Linked DNA regions of Homo sapiens: regions 1 and 2 are each linked to region 3. Evidence: chromatin loops called from intact Hi-C (ENCODE). Cell type or tissue: A673. All regions are shown on one strand. Links, peaks and the distances in the headings refer to the core of each region. The heading gives the core; the rest is flanking DNA.

Region 1 (2,500 bases), core at 1-2,500, 400 kb after region 3:
AGCTGGTCCATGAGATGGAGGGCAGTGGCAGCAGCAAAAGCATAGCACCTTTGAGGACCTGTGGGCAGTTCAGAAGGACCGGTGTGCAGAGAGGCAGAGGGGGATGCCTCCATGCGGGGCAGGAGGTGGCTCATGGGTGGGAGGAGTGCAAAGCCAGGCTGTCTTGTAAACTGGACACCTTGTCTGCTCTCTATTGAATATTTCTCATTCTACATCTCTGCAGTCTTTTTTTTTTTTTTGAGACAGAGTCTCACTCTGTCACCCAGGCTGGAGTGCATTGGCACAATCTTGTCTCACTGCAACCTCTGCCTCTCAGGTTCACGTGATTCTCCTGCCTCAGCCTCCTGAGTAGCTGGGATTACAGGCATTTGCCACCATGCCTGACTAATTTTTGTATTTTTAGTAGAGACAGGGTTTCGCTGTGTTGGCCAGACTGGTCTCGAACTCCTGGCCTCAGGTGATCTGCCCACCTCAGCCTCCCAAAGTGCTGGGATTACAGGTGTGAGCCACCATGCCTGACCTTTCAGTCTTTCTTAACACGACTTACATTTCAAATAGTTTTAACATACTACCTGATTATCATACAAGTAATTCTGTGCACGACAAAACATCTAGGATTCTGTAGAAAGAAGAAAACGTTATCTCTAATTCTACCACCCAAAGATTATGACATTTTGGAGAATCTCCTTCCACACTATTGTCCTATTGGATTATTTGATTACTAATGACATTTAATTCTGTTCAGTTCATGCACTAAAGTTTTTCTTATTGAAAAAATTTTAAATTTTACTAAATATGTTAATAACATCATTGATTAATCTGCAAGCAGAAGATGAGTCTCCTCATGGTGTGATGTTCCCCTTGGGAGAAGGATGTTTCCTATTTCCTTTGGTTGACTTACGTTTTCTGGAAGACAAAAGCGGTCACTGACATTACCCCCAACCAATGATGTGATGACTGAAATGTCAAAGTCCAGCATGGAGTTTAAAAGAGAGAAAGTTGCAGACTAGCTTACAATGCGCAGCCAGCCCTGTCCTCCAGAAAGAACACCAAAGTTTATTTTGCTGAGACAGAAGCCCCCCAGTGGGTTCAGCTTTTTGAGGCCCTGAAGGAGGGGTTACAGGCTAGTAGTCCAAGTGTTTTTCCTCGGTAAATAGTGCCACCTTCTGGCAATTCTCTTGCATTAGGCGCACAGTTTATAAACCCCTAGGGATGGCTCCAGCGATGCACCGCCACAGCTGGAGGCTGATGTTTTCCATCATTTCACCCATCATGCAGCCAATTGTAAGCATGAGCCATGAGAGTTCTCATGGCCAGAGCTGTGCGCAAAGCAGGCAGGCCAGGCATCCGGTGCTCGTGGCCTTGCGTGTGCCTGTAGGAAGAGTGCTTGTCCAGAACCAGGCCGCGATTTGACTTCCACCTCCGCTGCTTTGTAGCCTTGCAGCCCCGAGGAAGGGGCTTGCTCCCCAGCCTCCTGGCACCTGCACAGAATTGGCCTGGAGGATGAGTACCATTTCATAAATCCTCAGTGCATTCCCCATGGTCAGGTATCATGGCCATTTTATCCTCTGACTTTCTGACTTTGGATTTGTCTCTCTTTCCAGGTAGATGAAGAGTACAAGAATCCTCACACAGTAGACCGAGTTCCTATGGGGAAGGTGCCTCATCTGTGGGGCCAATCCTTGTACATCCTCAGCTCGCTGTTGGCAGAGGTAGGGGCTTAGTGGCCTCACAGACTGGAAACCATGTGATTGGAGGTTCAGGGAACCCCAGAAGGGCATAGGGACTCTCTGCCAGGCGTGCGTGTGGATGTCTTTTGCATCTTCATTCGTTTAAGGTCAACTGGACCGTGTTGGCTCCGGGGCTTGACTCTCAGCCTTGTGTGTCCATATTTCCATTAAACCAGCTCAGGTCCATGAGGGCCCAGCACTCCCCATCACCCCCTGCCAGCATTCTTCCTCTGTGGCTAGAATCTGTTCCAGTTGATGGTCAGAGGAGCTGGAAGTTTCTGGGCCAGGATTGTTAGCACATCTGATCCTAGAAGATACAAGATTTGGGAAATGACTAGATTGGCCCCTAGGTGCCCCTGCCCCAGTCTTAGGAGCAGGAAGCACAAGGGCCACAGATCTCTACAGAAAGAGGTGGCGGGCCGGATTTTCTCTGGTGAATTTTGTGTCAGGTGTTGCCCCGGACAACCTGCAGCACCCTTCCTTCTGCAGACAACTGCCTCTTGACACCTTTCTTTTTGTTCACCATTGACTTGTCCCCAGGCTTTTGTTTTAATATGCAAATACTTTGGAGCCGCCTCAAATGAATCCCCCACTCCTCAGTATGAGTGACCTTATCAGATGGGCTGTCGTTCCTGAGAGGGTCCTGCCCAGCTGAGTGCTTCGGCTGGACCCCGGGGAGGCAGGGAGGGGAAGGAGCCCAGGGAAGGGCTGAGGGGCTGCCAGGCTCTAGAAAAGGCAGAAGGGGTGGTGGGTCAGCATGCCACCGGGTT
Region 2 (2,500 bases), core at 1-2,500, 320 kb after region 3:
TGTAAACCTAAAATTAGTTCCAATAAAAAGTTAAAAAAAAATACTGATTCCCAGTCACCAGGCTCAGAGATTCTGATTTAATTGGCCTGGGATATAGCCTAGGCATTAAGGCCCTTCTGGACCAGGCAAGGTAGCTCACGCCTGTAATCTCAGCACTTTGGAAGGCCCAGGTAGGAGAACTGCTTGAGCTCAAGAGTTCAAGATCAGCCTGGGTGAGATCTCATTTCTACTAAAAAATTAAAAAAAAACAAACAAACAAACAAACAAAAAACTGGGCATCGTGGCACGTGCCTGTAGTCTGAGGTGGGAGAATCACTTGAGCCCAGGAACTCAAGGCTGCAGTGAGCTATGTTCATGCCACTGCACTCCAGCCTGGGCAACAGAGCAACACGCTGTCTCAAAAAAAATAAAAATAAAAATAAAAATAAAAGCCCTGCTGGCGATTCTAATGTGCAACCAAAGTTGAGAATTGATGCCTTAAAATCATTGCTCCAATGGAGGGAAACTGGGAGATGGGTGCTCCAAAACAGCAAAAGACTCTGAAAGTCACACATGATGTGACCACAGGTGTATACATAGAAAAAAACAGGGAGGACAGGAATGAAAATGTTCACTGTGGTTCCCCATGAGTGACCTGCCTGCTGGCATTATGAGTTTTGTTTGTTTTTTTTTTTTACTTTTTCTTTTCTTTCTTACTTTGCAGCATTTTCTATATTCTTCTACAATCAGATAAAAATTGTATTTGGAAAAAAAGGACTTAAAAAAATCTGTGTAGCTTCTCAGATGGGAAGAGAAGGCTAAGTGTAGCCTGTCTGCCCTTTGTGGGCCAGATTTCTGGGATATACTAATATTAAAACGTTGGACCTTGAGGAACAGGTAAAAGTCTTTGGTTAAGGATTTGTAGCAGGATTTTCTGCAATAGAAAGTAAAGAGTAACATGCCCCATTCAGCTTCACATGCCCCATTAAGCTGGAGCATTGAGCCCCATTTTGGGGATAGAGTTTCTGGAAGCATTGGGATCGGATCAGAAGAGCATCCCTCTTTTGACGCAGCCCCACTGACCCCTAGTGGCTGCCCCTAGTGGTTAAGAAGAAGAAACAGGAATAGAAAAGGGGTCAGGATGTGAAACTGATGTCCAGTTAGGGCTCAGTCATTAACTAGCTGTGTATCCGTGTTCCAGAGCAGATGCTTTTTTACCTTCAGCATCTCAGATCAAATGAAGAAGTGAGTTAGAGCTCTGTAAAATTAGGAAATGGACTGGATCAACACTTCTCAAATATCACCGTGCACATCCATCACTCAGGATCTTGTTAAAATGCAGATTCTGATCCAGTAAGGCCTGGGCCTGAAAGTCTGCATTTCTGACAAGCTCCTCAGGTGAAGCCAGTGTTGCTGGTTCATGGACCCCACTTTGAGCACCGAGGGTCTGTATAGAGACTGTAGAGCAGTGCTAGTGGTTCTCAATCCTGGCTGCATGTTGAAATCCTCTGGAGCGTTTTAAAAACATTGATGCAGCTGGGCATGGTGGCTCACGCCTGTAATCTCAGCACTTTGGGAGGCCGAGGTGGGAGGATTGCTTGAGGCCAGGAGTTCGCGACCAGCCAGGGCAACATAGTGAGACCCTGTCTCTACAAACAGTTTTTAAAAATTAGCCGGGCAGGGTGATGTACACCTGTAGTCCCAGCTGCTTGGGAGACTGAGGTAGGAGGGGTCACTTGAGCCTGGGGAGTGGAGGCTGCAGTGAGTCATGATCATGTCACTGCATTCCAGCCTGGGTGATAAAGCAAGACCCTGTCTCTGAATGAATGAATGAATGAATTTAAAAATACATCGATGGGTGGGGGGAGGGGGGAGGGATAGCACTGGGAGATATACCTAATGCTAGATGACGAGTTAGTGGGTGCAGCGCACCAGCATGGCACATGTATACATATGTAACTAACCTGCACATTGTGCACATGTACCCTAAAACTTAAAGTATAATAATAATAAATAAATAAATAATAAAAAATAAAAAATAAAAACAAAAATACATCGATGCCTGCCTCCCACCCTCAGAGACTGGTGTAGGATGTGGCCTGGGCTTCCCAGTTTTTAAAAACTCCTGGGTGGGGTGGTTCTAATGTGCAGCCAAGTTCGAGAACCACTGGGCTAGAATTAGATGCCCACCCAGGGTCTTTCTAATATGTTGGTTCTTAGGTTTAACTGTACATTAGAAATACCTGGGGTATTTTTAAAACATACTGATGTGTCAAGGTGGCCTTCTAGGGTGCTGGAAATGCTCTGCTTTGATCTAGGTGGTGATTATATATAAAATTCGTCAAGCTCTAAATCTAAGATTAGTACACTTTATGCAGGCTACACCGCAGTAAAGAAGCACATTAAAATGCCATGCATTAAAATGGGCACTGCGCCCACCGCCAGAGGTTCCAGGTCAGCTGGTTTGGAGTGGGAGCCCAGGCATCGGTGCCGAGGTACTCTGAGGGGTTCAGATGTACTG
Region 3 (3,930 bases), core at 847-3,346:
GATCAGGTTGTAAAAACTGTTTTCAAAAGCAACTGGTAGATTTAATCAAAAGATATCCCGAGCTGCACACAGTGGCACATGCCTGTGGTCCCAGCTACTCAGGAGTCGGGAGGATCACTTGAGCACAGAGTTTGAGACCAGCCTGGGCAACATAGTGAGACCCCAACTCAAAAAAAAAAAAGGTATCCTGAGTTCTTTGGAAAGGCTCCAGAAAGCCAAGATTTCAAATCTCTACAGTTCTTCAAAGATGAAAGAATTGCGAAAATCATATAGGAAAGAACCCACTTATGTGGGCAACTAAAATTTAAGGAGTTGAGGACTTAGTAATTCTCAAAGTGCACCTCAGACAAGCAGCATCAACACAAACTGGGAAATCTGTTAGAAATGCACGTTCCCAGACCCCATCCCAAACCTCCTGAATAAGAAACTCTGGGAGTGGAAACCTGCAATCTTTGATTTAAAAAGTTCTCCGGGCTGGACACGTTGGCTCACGCCTGTAATCCCAGCATTTTGGGCGGCTGAGGTGGGAGGACTGCTTGAGGTCAGGCATTTGAGACCAGCCTGGCCAACATGGTGAAACCCCACTGCTACTAAAAATACAAAAATTAGTTGGGCGTGGTGGTGCACCTGTGGTCCCACCTACTTGGGAGGCTGAGGCAGGAGAATCGCTTGAGACTGGGAGGTTAAGACTGCAGTGAACTGTGATCACACCACTGCCCTCCAGCCTGGGTGCTAGAGCAAGACCCTGTCTCAGAAATAAAATAAAATAACAAGCTCTCCAGGTATTTTGGATGCCAAGTTTGAGGACCATAGATGTACTTTTTAACAAAGGACAATTCCGCCAGGTGGCATTCCAACATGAGAAATAACAAACAGATCTGTTCTGCAGTTTCAGAAAAATTCCACCAGGTGACTCACTAACCTGCGTACAGCCGTCCCCTTTATCCACGGTTTTGCTTTCTGCAGTTTCCGTTATCCACGGTCAACCTCTGCCAAAAATATTAAACAGAAAATTCTAGAAATAAACAATTCATGTTTAAAATTACATACTGTTCTGAGTAATGTGATGAAACCTCGCACCGTCCTGCTCTGTCCCGCCTAGGCTGTGAATCAGTACTTTGTCCACGGTATCCACACTGAATATGCTACCCCTCATTCGTCACTTAGCCATCTTGGTGATTAGATGGAAAAAGCCAGTATACAGAGAGCTTAGTACTATTCAAAAGTTTCAGGCATTCACTGGGGGACTTGGAACATATCCCCTGAAGATAAGGGTTGGCAGGGACCACTATAGTGGGAAAAACATATTTGTCCTGCAATTACGCGACAATTCTACCTGGTGGCACTCTAACCTGAGTAATAGGGAAGACCCTCATAAGCAATTGCAGGCAAATTCCATCAGGGGGCGATGTAATCAGAGTAATAAGAAAAACATATCTGTGTGCAATTACAAGAAAATGTTACTAGGTGGCACTCCAATCTCATTAATAAGAAAAACACCGCTACACCCCAGCCCGGACAACAGAGCCAGACTATTTCAAACAGAAAAAAGAAAAAAATCTCACCGGGTGCGGTGGCTCACGTTTGTAATCGCAGCACTTTGCGGGGGCCAAGGTAGGCGGATCACTTGAGGCCAGCAGTTGGAGACCAGTCTGGCCAACATGGCGAAACCCCATCTCTATTACAAAAGTACAAAATATGTCCCGGCGCGGTGGCTCACGCCTGTAATCCCAGCACTTTGGGAAGCCAAGGTGGGCGGATCACGAGGTCAGGCTTCTGAGACCAGCCTGGCCAACATGGTGAAACCCCATCTCTACTAAAAATACAAAAATTGGCTGGGCATGGTGGCGCGTGCCTGTAATCCCAGCTACTCGGGAGGCTGAGGCAGGAGAATCGCTTGAACCAGGGAGTTGGAGATTGCAGTCAGCTGAGATCACGCCACTGCACTCCGTCTCAAAAAAAATAAAAATAAAATAAAGAGTACAAAAAATTAGCCAGGCGTGGTGGTGTGCACCTGTAGTCCTAGCTACTCTGGAGACTGATGGGAGGATCACCTGAGCCTGGGAGGTGGAGGCTGCAGTGAGCCGAGTGCATGGCGCCACTGCACTCCAGCCCAGGCGACAGTGAGAACCTGTCTCAAAAAAAAAAAAAAAAAAAAAAAAAAAAAAAAAAAAAAAATCTGCCCTACAATCCTGCAATTTACATGACAACCCCACAGGGGGCATTCTAACATAAGAGATACAAAAATATATTCTGCAATTACACAAAATTCCACATGATGACACTCTAACACAACAAATTAAAAATTGTTATGCAATTATGTAAAAAGTCCACATCTAACATAAGAAATAAAAAGCCAGCTCTGCAGTTACATAAGAATTCCACAGGTGGTGCTGTAACATAATGAGAAAATTTGTCACGTGTCTGGAATTCTCTTGGAATTTAGTCAAGAACCATATTAATACATGGTGATAAACTTATAGAATTTATTTACTTGGTAAATTAAAATGTAAGTTAAAATTTAGTACATATGATTTGAATATATCTTAATATAGGGCTTATTCTTTGCATTTTAATGACTTGTTTGCACATTATTCCTACCAGTAGTAGATCCTCTGGGGCAGAAATCAAATAATCTAATTTTTCAATCTCCTCAACCTCTACTACAGTAGTTGATGCATAATAGGAAGAATGAATTAAAAACGTGAGGCTGGACATGGTGGCTCATGCCTGTAATCTGAGTACTTTGAGAGGCCGAGGTGGCAGATCACCTGAGGTCAGGAGTTCGAGACCAGCCTGGCCAACATGGTGAAACCCCGTCTCTACTAAAAATACAAAAACCAGCTGGGCGTGGTGGCAGGCGCCTGTAGTCCCAGCTACTTGGGAGGCTGAGACAGTTGGACGGGTAGGGGGAAATGTGATCAAGACTGGAATAACGATGTTCTTTTCAATGCCTTCAAGTTGAGATTTTTTTTAAAAAATAGTGAACTAAAACATAAGCAAAATTAAGTTTATTTTTAAAAAGTAAGACCTGTAGTCCTAGCTATTTGGGAGGCTGAGGTGGGAGGATCACTTGAACCCGGGCTGTAGTGATCTGAGATTGCACCACTGCACTCCAGCCTAGGCGACAGAGTGAGACCCTGTCTCAAAAAAAAGAAACTCAGTAAGAAAATTAGGTTTGATTGTGCTTTCAGAAGCTATTGAAACTATTTCAGTAACTTAGTTATTCAGGAACATGGTTTTCCAATTAACTGGGTTGATGGCCCAGAGGAGCCTGGAAAAGCTGCCTTTAGGGTCCCCACAGGATTCATCCCAGAAGGGAGTGTCTCACTCTGCCCAAGGCTGGGCTGCACCAGCAGCTGCAGAAGGACAAGGCAAGGGCCCGGTGATTTGCAGACCAGACACACTCGAGGCCAGGCTGGAGCTCGCTTAGGAAACCTGGGAAGCAGCCAAGCTCCCTTCCTGCCAGCTGGAGGCTCTTTCTGGTGCTAATTGCTGCCTCCTCCTTTTTGAGATCCCCCGAAGCCACAGAGTCCTGTTCCCTCATTCCATCAAAGCCTGCTTTCCTGGAGGCTCACCAGCTAATGTACCCCTGATTATTTCCAGTTCCACAGCCCGAAAGCTGTTTCTAAATCGGAAATCCGAATCTTCTGTCCTGACCGGCCTCTCCGTCTGACTGCCCTCAAGTTCACGGTCACACTGCTAACTTCAGGTCCAGTCTCCCTCACCACCTTCTGTTTTGCCTTTGGGAAGGGAATTTGCGTTTTCTTCCCAGCTAAAGACCTAAACTCCAAAGAAATCTCAAATGGTGGTGTTTTAGGCATCAGCCACTGATTAGGGATTGGTCAAAGACAAATCCAGGGCTCTTCCTGGCACTGGGCTGCGCTTTGGCCCCTGGTCTGCATTGCTCACACAGCTGGGAACTCCTGG

The links. A loop is a pair of places that touch in the nucleus more often than their neighbours do. Peaks named below come from ENCODE experiments on the same cell type or tissue, not always from the same donor. Only the 100,000 strongest peaks of a DNase experiment are listed, where the experiment ranks them.
Region 1: a loop joins it to region 3, with 13 times the contacts of the local background. A loop is called at or near these places in 54 of 110 quality-filtered maps.
Region 2: a loop joins it to region 3, with 10 times the contacts of the local background. A loop is called at or near these places in 33 of 110 quality-filtered maps.

What each region holds. Positions count from the first base shown.
Region 1 is chrX:18,930,853-18,933,352 of GRCh38, reverse strand. It overlaps PHKA2 (phosphorylase kinase regulatory subunit alpha 2), which reads left to right. Exons shown (of 33, transcript NM_000292.3): 12 at 1,605-1,712. Among named protein-coding and RNA genes, the nearest start is that of PHKA2-AS1, 42 kb to the right of the region's middle. In A673, for the core only: a CTCF peak has its summit at 1,172 (motif pointing left); a DNase peak (open chromatin) is centred at 1,162.
Region 2 is chrX:19,016,042-19,018,541 of GRCh38, reverse strand. All of the region lies in intron 15 of ADGRG2 (adhesion G protein-coupled receptor G2), which reads left to right. The region is part of intron 2 of LOC101928415 (a long non-coding RNA gene); the gene reads right to left. Among named protein-coding and RNA genes, the nearest start is that of PHKA2, 33 kb to the right of the region's middle. In A673, for the core only: a CTCF peak has its summit at 1,077 (motif pointing left); a DNase peak (open chromatin) is centred at 1,031; H3K27ac peaks cover 329 bases.
Region 3 is chrX:19,332,680-19,336,609 of GRCh38, reverse strand. No RefSeq gene overlaps it. Among named protein-coding and RNA genes, the nearest start is that of PDHA1, 9.3 kb to the left of the region's middle. In A673, for the core only: CTCF peaks have their summits at 1,409 (motif pointing right) and 2,306; DNase peaks (open chromatin) are centred at 1,409 and 2,319; H3K27ac peaks cover 692 bases.